Regions from separate parts of the Homo sapiens genome. Here region 1 is linked to region 2. The links are chromatin contacts, found by Hi-C in ENCODE. All regions are on one chromosome and are shown on one strand. The core of a region is the stretch at or near the end of the contact, and the rest is flanking DNA. Distances in the headings are between cores, read along the strand shown.

Region 1 (3,225 bases), core at 456-2,955, 2.8 Mb before region 2:
AGGTCTTTAATTCAATAAAAATTGTAAGAAAAAATGAAGGGACTACAAATAGTGTGTGAGGTCTTTGCAATTATATTAGCTAGTGCTTAAAACACTAGATGAAGGGCATATTTTCATGATCAACCATTTAATAATTAACTATCTTAATTAAATTTTCACGATTAAGTATTTAAATTAATGACATTCTCCAAACACCATACATGTCAAGACACAGTCCAACTAACGCAAATCCTGATAAGCTCTTCCATCCCAGGAAAAAAAAGTATCCACAAACACAATCACATACCTAAATAATAAATGTTTGGTGCCACCCAGCCACCATAGGGTAACTCTTGCAAATGATTTGAGGCTTCATGGTTTCCCCCAATGAAGAGCGTGAGAACTGGAGCCTTTTTCTCTCCAGAGTAATACCTAGAACATAAGAGCAAAGTCAGTTACCACAATTAGGCATAGCAGAAAAGCAAATAAGTTCCGAAAAAAAAAAAGAAACTGAGTTCATCATAAAAAGTTAAAAAGCTCTTTCAAAAGGAATTGCCTGGGGCTGGGCGCGGTGGCTCCCTCCTGTAATCCCAGCACTTTTGATGGCCGACACAGGCGGATCCCCTGAGGTCAGGAGTTCGAGACCAACCTGGCCAATGTGGTGAAACCCCGTCTCTACTAAAAATGCAAAAATTAGCTGGGTGTAATCCCAGCTACTCGGGAGGCTGAGGTGGGAGAATCGCTTGAACCCAGGAGACGGAGGTTGCAGTGGGTCAATATCGCGGTACTGCACTCCAGCCTGGGCAACAAAGCGAAACTCTGTCTCAAGAAAAAAAAAAAAAAAAAAAAAAGGAATTGCCCAGTATCCATCCTTGCCCTTAGGAATGAAGAGCTTCCACCTTGAGCCTCAAGTCAGTGCCCGTTCAATTAAGTCAAGAACTGTTTCGAGTTCATTGCCATAACCTCATCTTCTAGAACCACAACAAGCACATAGCAGGGGCCCAGTAAAAACTTCAGGATCATTGAATGAACTAATTCCAGAGTCCTATCAAGTACAAGGTAGCTATCTAAACCTGTCAGCTTCTTCCTCCAGGTTATCCCCTCCCAGGCTTCGACACCCTTTGAAATGGATAAGATGTGTATGGAAAGAAGGAAAGTGACATTTCCTAAGCACCTAATGAGATAGGGTGCTAGTGAAACTGACATAATTTGGTACCTAACTGAATACAGTACCGAACTGAATACATTTCCCGCCTCCCACTACCTCACCCCTGTATTCAGTTAGGCACCAATTAGAGATACAGAGAGAACAAAGACAGGATCTAAGGGAAACAGGCAGCCAGTGGCAGAGGGAACCCAGTCCCACCCCCCCACCGCCAAGTCCGGGCCCGGCCGCGTCCTCACCTGTAGAAGGTTTGCATGTGACGATACTTGGGCGGCACGGCCATGCAGCGTAGATCCGCCTCGTTGCGCACCGCCTGGAAGTCGCCGCAGCACAGCAAGAGGTCGACAGGCCCCGGGCCGCGCCGCTCTGCCAGCGCCAGCGTCTCATAGATCTTATCCAGCTCGCCGTGGCAGCAGCCAGCCACAGCCACCCGCATTCTGCCGGCCTGAGGAGGTGAGCGCTGCCTGCAACGCCCTACACCACAGCCAGCCCAGGACCGACTGATCGCTCAGCTCCCGCCAACTTTAATAAGTATAGCCACCGCCTGGGTGTAGACTCCTGCAAAATAATTCACTTCCGGTTTCCAGATCTCGCGAGAGAGGGACCGGGAAGGTCAAACCTAATTCTGGGATCCCAGGGAACTTATTTTCTTTTTTTCCTTTTTTCTTTTTTTTTAATTATTGTTTTATGCAGTCAATATTTTTTTGTATATACATCCACAAATGTACTCTTTCCATCCTTACTCTTTTCTTCCTGGATTTCCATTTTTCTCTTTGGAATCATTTTTCTTCTGTCTGAAGAGCTCAGTTTAAGTTTTCCTGTTTGTTTAGTGTAGGCCGACGACAGATTAATTTTTTTCTAGATATTTGTTTGTTTAAAAATTTCTTTCCACTCTGGGGAAAATGGTGAAACCCTGTCTCTACTAAAAATACAAAAATTAGCTGGGCGCAGTAGCGCACGTCTGTAATCACAGCTACTTCAGAGGCTGAGGCAGGAGAATCCCTCAAACCCAGGAGACGGAGGTTGCAGTGACCTGAGATCGCGCCCCTGCACTCCAGCTTGGGCGACAGAGCGAGACTCCGTCTAAAAAAAAAAAAAAGAGACAAAAGAGAAAGAGAGAGAGAAGAAAAGAAAAGAAGCCAGTGTGCTGGCTCACACCTGTAATCCCAGCACTTTGGGAGGCAGAGGCGGGCGGCTCACGAGGTCAGGAGTTTGAGACCAGCATGGCCAACATGGTGAAACCCTGTCTCTACTAAAGATACAAAAAATTAGCTGGGCGTGGTGGCGCACACCTGTAATCCCAGCTACTTGGGAGGCTGGGGCAGGAGAATCGCTTGAACCCAGGAGGCAGAGGTTGCAGTGATCTGAGATCGTGCCATTGCACTCCAGCCTGGGTGACAGGGTGAGACTCCGTCTAAAAAAAAAAAAAAGAAAAAGAAAGAAAGAGATGTCTTTGTTTCACCTTAATTCATAAAGGGTGTGTTTACTGAGTACCGAATACCAGTTAAGCAGTGTGTGTGTGTGTGTGTGTGTGTGTGTGTGTGTGTGGTTTTTTTTTTACAAAGCATTTCAAAAATAGCATTCTATTATCTTCTGGCTTGCATTATCTTCTACTGAGAAGTCACCTATAAACTTAAGGTTTTTTTTCACTGAAAGTAATGTGGGTTTTTTGTTTGTTTGTTTGTTTTTTGTTTTTTTGAGACGGTCTCTCACTCTGTTGCCCAGGCTGGAGGCAGTGGCACGATCTCGGCTCACTGCAACCTCCGCCTCCCCAGTTCAAGCGATTCTCCTGCCTCAGCCTCCCAAGTAGCTGGGATTACAGGTGCACACCACCATGCCCAGCTAATTTTTTGCATTTTTAGTAGAGACAGGGTTTCACCATGGTGGCCAAGCTGGTTTCGAACTCCTGACCTCAAGTGATACGCCCACCTCGGCTTCCCGAAGTGCTAGGATTACAGGCGTTAGCCACCGCGCCCAGCCAGTAATGTGTCTTTTTCTTTGCTATTTACTGTTTTCTCTTTCTCTACTTTCTCTCCCTACTCCTTAAAGCTATTTTAATAAAATATATCTAGGTGGTTTTT
Region 2 (3,157 bases), core at 306-2,805:
CATCGATTTTTGAGGAAAAGATTATTCTTCGGTGTGCCCTAATTGAAGAGGACCCACAATTAACAGCACAAATAATATACAACACCATAGACATTTCAACTGGTTCTACTTACACATTTCTCACTGAAAAACTGAAGTTGAGCAAACTTTTCACCCGATGGGTGCAAAACTGTTGCACCCAGATGAGCTGCAGACAAGAGCAGGGCTTTCAATGGAAATTGTAAACAAGTGGGATCATATATTGAAACATTTCTTTGAAGAATTGTAACAGGAGATCAAACATAGCTTTCTCAGTATGATTCTGGATCAAAGCAATAGTTACCAAGAGGTGCAAGTGGTCCAGTCAAATCAAAAGTAGACTGGTCAAGAGCCGAAGTCATAGCAGCAGCTTTTTGGGATGCTCAAGGTATTTTGCCTGTTGACTTTCTGGAGGGTGGAAGAGCAATAACATCCGCTTACTATAGGAGAAAGTGAAGCAAAGCTTTAGCATAAAAACACCTACGAAATCTTCACCAGAGAGTCCTTCTCCATCAGGACAATGTTCCTGCTCATTCCTCTCTTTAAATAAGGGCATTTTTCCAGGGATTTCGATGGGAAACTATCAGGTATCCATCTTACATTCCTGACCTGGCTCCTTCTGACATATTTTTGTTTTCTAATCGTGAAAAATCTGTAAATGGCACCCATTTTTCTTCAGTTAATAACGTAAAAAAGCCTGCATTTTCATGATTAAATTCCCAGAACCCTCAATTCTTTACAGATGGACTAAAGAGCCGGTATCATCACTTACCAAACTGTCTTTAACTTGATGGAGCTTACGTTGAAAAACAAAGTTTATATTTTTAAATTTTATCTTTTAATTCCATTTCCCATGAACTTTTATTCTTTTAAAAACAAACCCAAGTATTTTAATTCTACTTGCCTTTTTTACTTATTACACACTTCGGGAGATTTTTTGCCATATGGAATCACCTCATCCCTTGTCACGATTGCATAATATTCCATAGTAGGAATGTTTCATGATTTATTTCTTCATTCCCCCACTGATTTCAATTTTCTGCAACTGCAAGCATTGTTCATAATTCTGTACTGTTTGTGAGCCTATATAGGAGTATCCGTGCACAAACCTTTTTATGCATTGTGCGAGGGTTACTCTGAGATAGACACCAAGGGAACTGCTGGGTCATAAATCCAATTTTTTCAAAGTAAATCCGCTTGCGAACCCGGAACCAAGTCGATTTTTCCCGCCCCGCCAGTTCCCTGTTCAGGAGAGTGCAGCCGTGATTGGCGCGTTCACTCAGGCCAGGGGCGCCCCAGGTCTCAGGTGCTAGGAGCGCGGTGACCTACCACCCTCCGGGCACGCGTTCTGGCCACGCCTCGCGGCCCCTTTCATTGAAAGAGCCCGTAGGGATCACGTGAAAGAACACTGCAGAGTGCGTGACGTCACGACGCTCACACCAATGGGAGCCTCTGTTTATGTCGGGAGCCATCAAATAGTCATCTTCCCCCTACCATCCCCCGCCCACTCTCCGTCGCGCTGCGCTGCGTCGCTTTCAGCCTCTGGTGAAGGGCGGCGCGCTTAGGCAGGCGGTGGCGCGGCTGGAGTGCCGCGGGGAGGGCTGTGCCGGTTGCTTTCTGCAGCCGCATCTCGGCCAGCTCTCCTCGCCGTCCCCGGGGCGCTGTGCGTCTCCAGTCCGGGACCGAAGCCGCCTGCCGTAGCGGGCGGCCAGATCCGCGTCCCGCCTCAGCGGCCGGAGGACATGCGGGAGAGAGAATGAGCCAGAGGGACACGCTGGTGCATCTGTTTGCCGGAGGGTAAGGTCCTGGCGGGGCGTGCGCACTGGGGCTGAGGGTGCTGGGGCCGAAGACGCAGGCGAGGGGGGCGAGGGGGGCCGAGGGGGGTGGGGGGGTGGGGGGGCGGGAGTGAGGCCTGGGCGGGGAGCTGCCACGGGCCTGCGGGTGAGGGGAGCGACCCAGCCCGTGGGTGGTGAGGGGGGCTCCGGTTCGGGGAAGCAAGGGGGTGAGGCCCGGGCCCGAGGGCGAGAGAGTGAGGCCCGGGCAAAGAGGGTTGAGGCATGAAACCCGGGCCGGGAGTGAGGTTTTGGGCCCGCGGGGCCGGGGTGAGGCGGAGGCCGAATCCATGCGTCTGAGGAGACGCGGGCAAGAGCTGGGGTCGGCGCTTGATTACCCGGACGCCGCTGGACCTGGCCGCACGCCGCAATCTAGCAGGCGTCGGGGATCCAGGGCCGCTTTGAGGAGCCTGGCTTCGGATTTCGCGTAGGTTGCATGGCCCAAGGGGACGGGGCGGAAAGTGCGGAGGCTGAGGACAAAATGGGCGCCGGAGACTCCTTTAGCCCTCGCTCCTTGCAGCGCTCGCTTGGGCCTCTGCACGTCACTCACGCCCCACCTCGGACCTCGGGCCGCTCATTTCCGGGCTCGGCTTTGCAAGGTGGGTGGTAAGGGGGCTACGGGATCGAGCGGGGAAGGCTTTGGTATTCTCCCGTGGTTGCTGTAGGGTGTTTCTAGCCCTTGGAAAATTTCTTGCCCGAGGTTTTCCAGGTGGTGAATGGGGTGCAAAGCTTTCCAGTACCTTTGGGGTCAGATTCCTTTCGAGAAAACCACCCCTCTTGAACACCGCTTGCTTTTCTGCTGCTTAGGAGAAAGTAGGAGTGGAGAGAGGTCAGATTTTTTGAAGATAGTGTTAATAGTTACTATGTGTGTGCAAGATTAGGACTAAGCCTAAAGTCTTAGTTCCCTGATTGCCAAAATGAGTGTTAGAGCTTCCAGTTTAGCCTCCTGTTTAGATTTGCTCCTTCTAAATCATTTGGAGAATCATAGCAATTTTAAGAGTTACTTATTTGGAGGATTATAAAGAGTTTTCTTATCAAAAATGCCTTCGGTGAATTATGCTGAGACTCTTACCGGCATCTTCTTAAATCCTGCAGTTTTTAGATCGACTTTTAAGAATATGAAAGAAATACACACGCAGTTCTATTCACGGTGCCTTGCTTTGAGTTGGACATATGGACTCTATTGAGCCAGTGATGGCAATACTTTCTTTAGGTTGGCACACTTTCATCAACAAATATTTGTTGTACACCAATTATGGGCCGGCCACTGTTCTGGCATAAAAACAATATTTTTCTATTGATCTGTG

The links. A loop is a pair of places that touch in the nucleus more often than their neighbours do. Pooled maps may share reads with other maps.
Region 1: a loop to region 2 is called in a map of CD8-positive, alpha-beta T cell, with 19 times the contacts of the local background. The contact joins the promoter of DBR1 here to the promoter of SLC25A36 in region 2. A Hi-C loop is called at or near these places in 4 of 168 maps with a recorded cell type or tissue (CD4-positive, alpha-beta memory T cell, CD8-positive, alpha-beta T cell and naive thymus-derived CD4-positive, alpha-beta T cell) and 15 of 50 pooled maps.

What each region holds. Positions count from the first base shown.
Region 1 is chr3:138,173,216-138,176,440 of GRCh38, forward strand. DBR1 (debranching RNA lariats 1) reads right to left here and starts at 1,706. Exons shown (of 8, transcript NM_016216.4): 1 at 1,384-1,706; 2 at 287-411. The coding sequence starts at 1,580. RefSeq lists an enhancer at 1,412-1,621.
Region 2 is chr3:140,940,281-140,943,437 of GRCh38, forward strand. It overlaps SLC25A36 (solute carrier family 25 member 36), which reads left to right and starts at 1,556. Exons shown (of 7, transcript NM_001104647.3): 1 at 1,556-1,815. The coding sequence starts at 1,775. RefSeq lists enhancers at 1,530-1,899, 1,993-2,840, 2,480-2,709.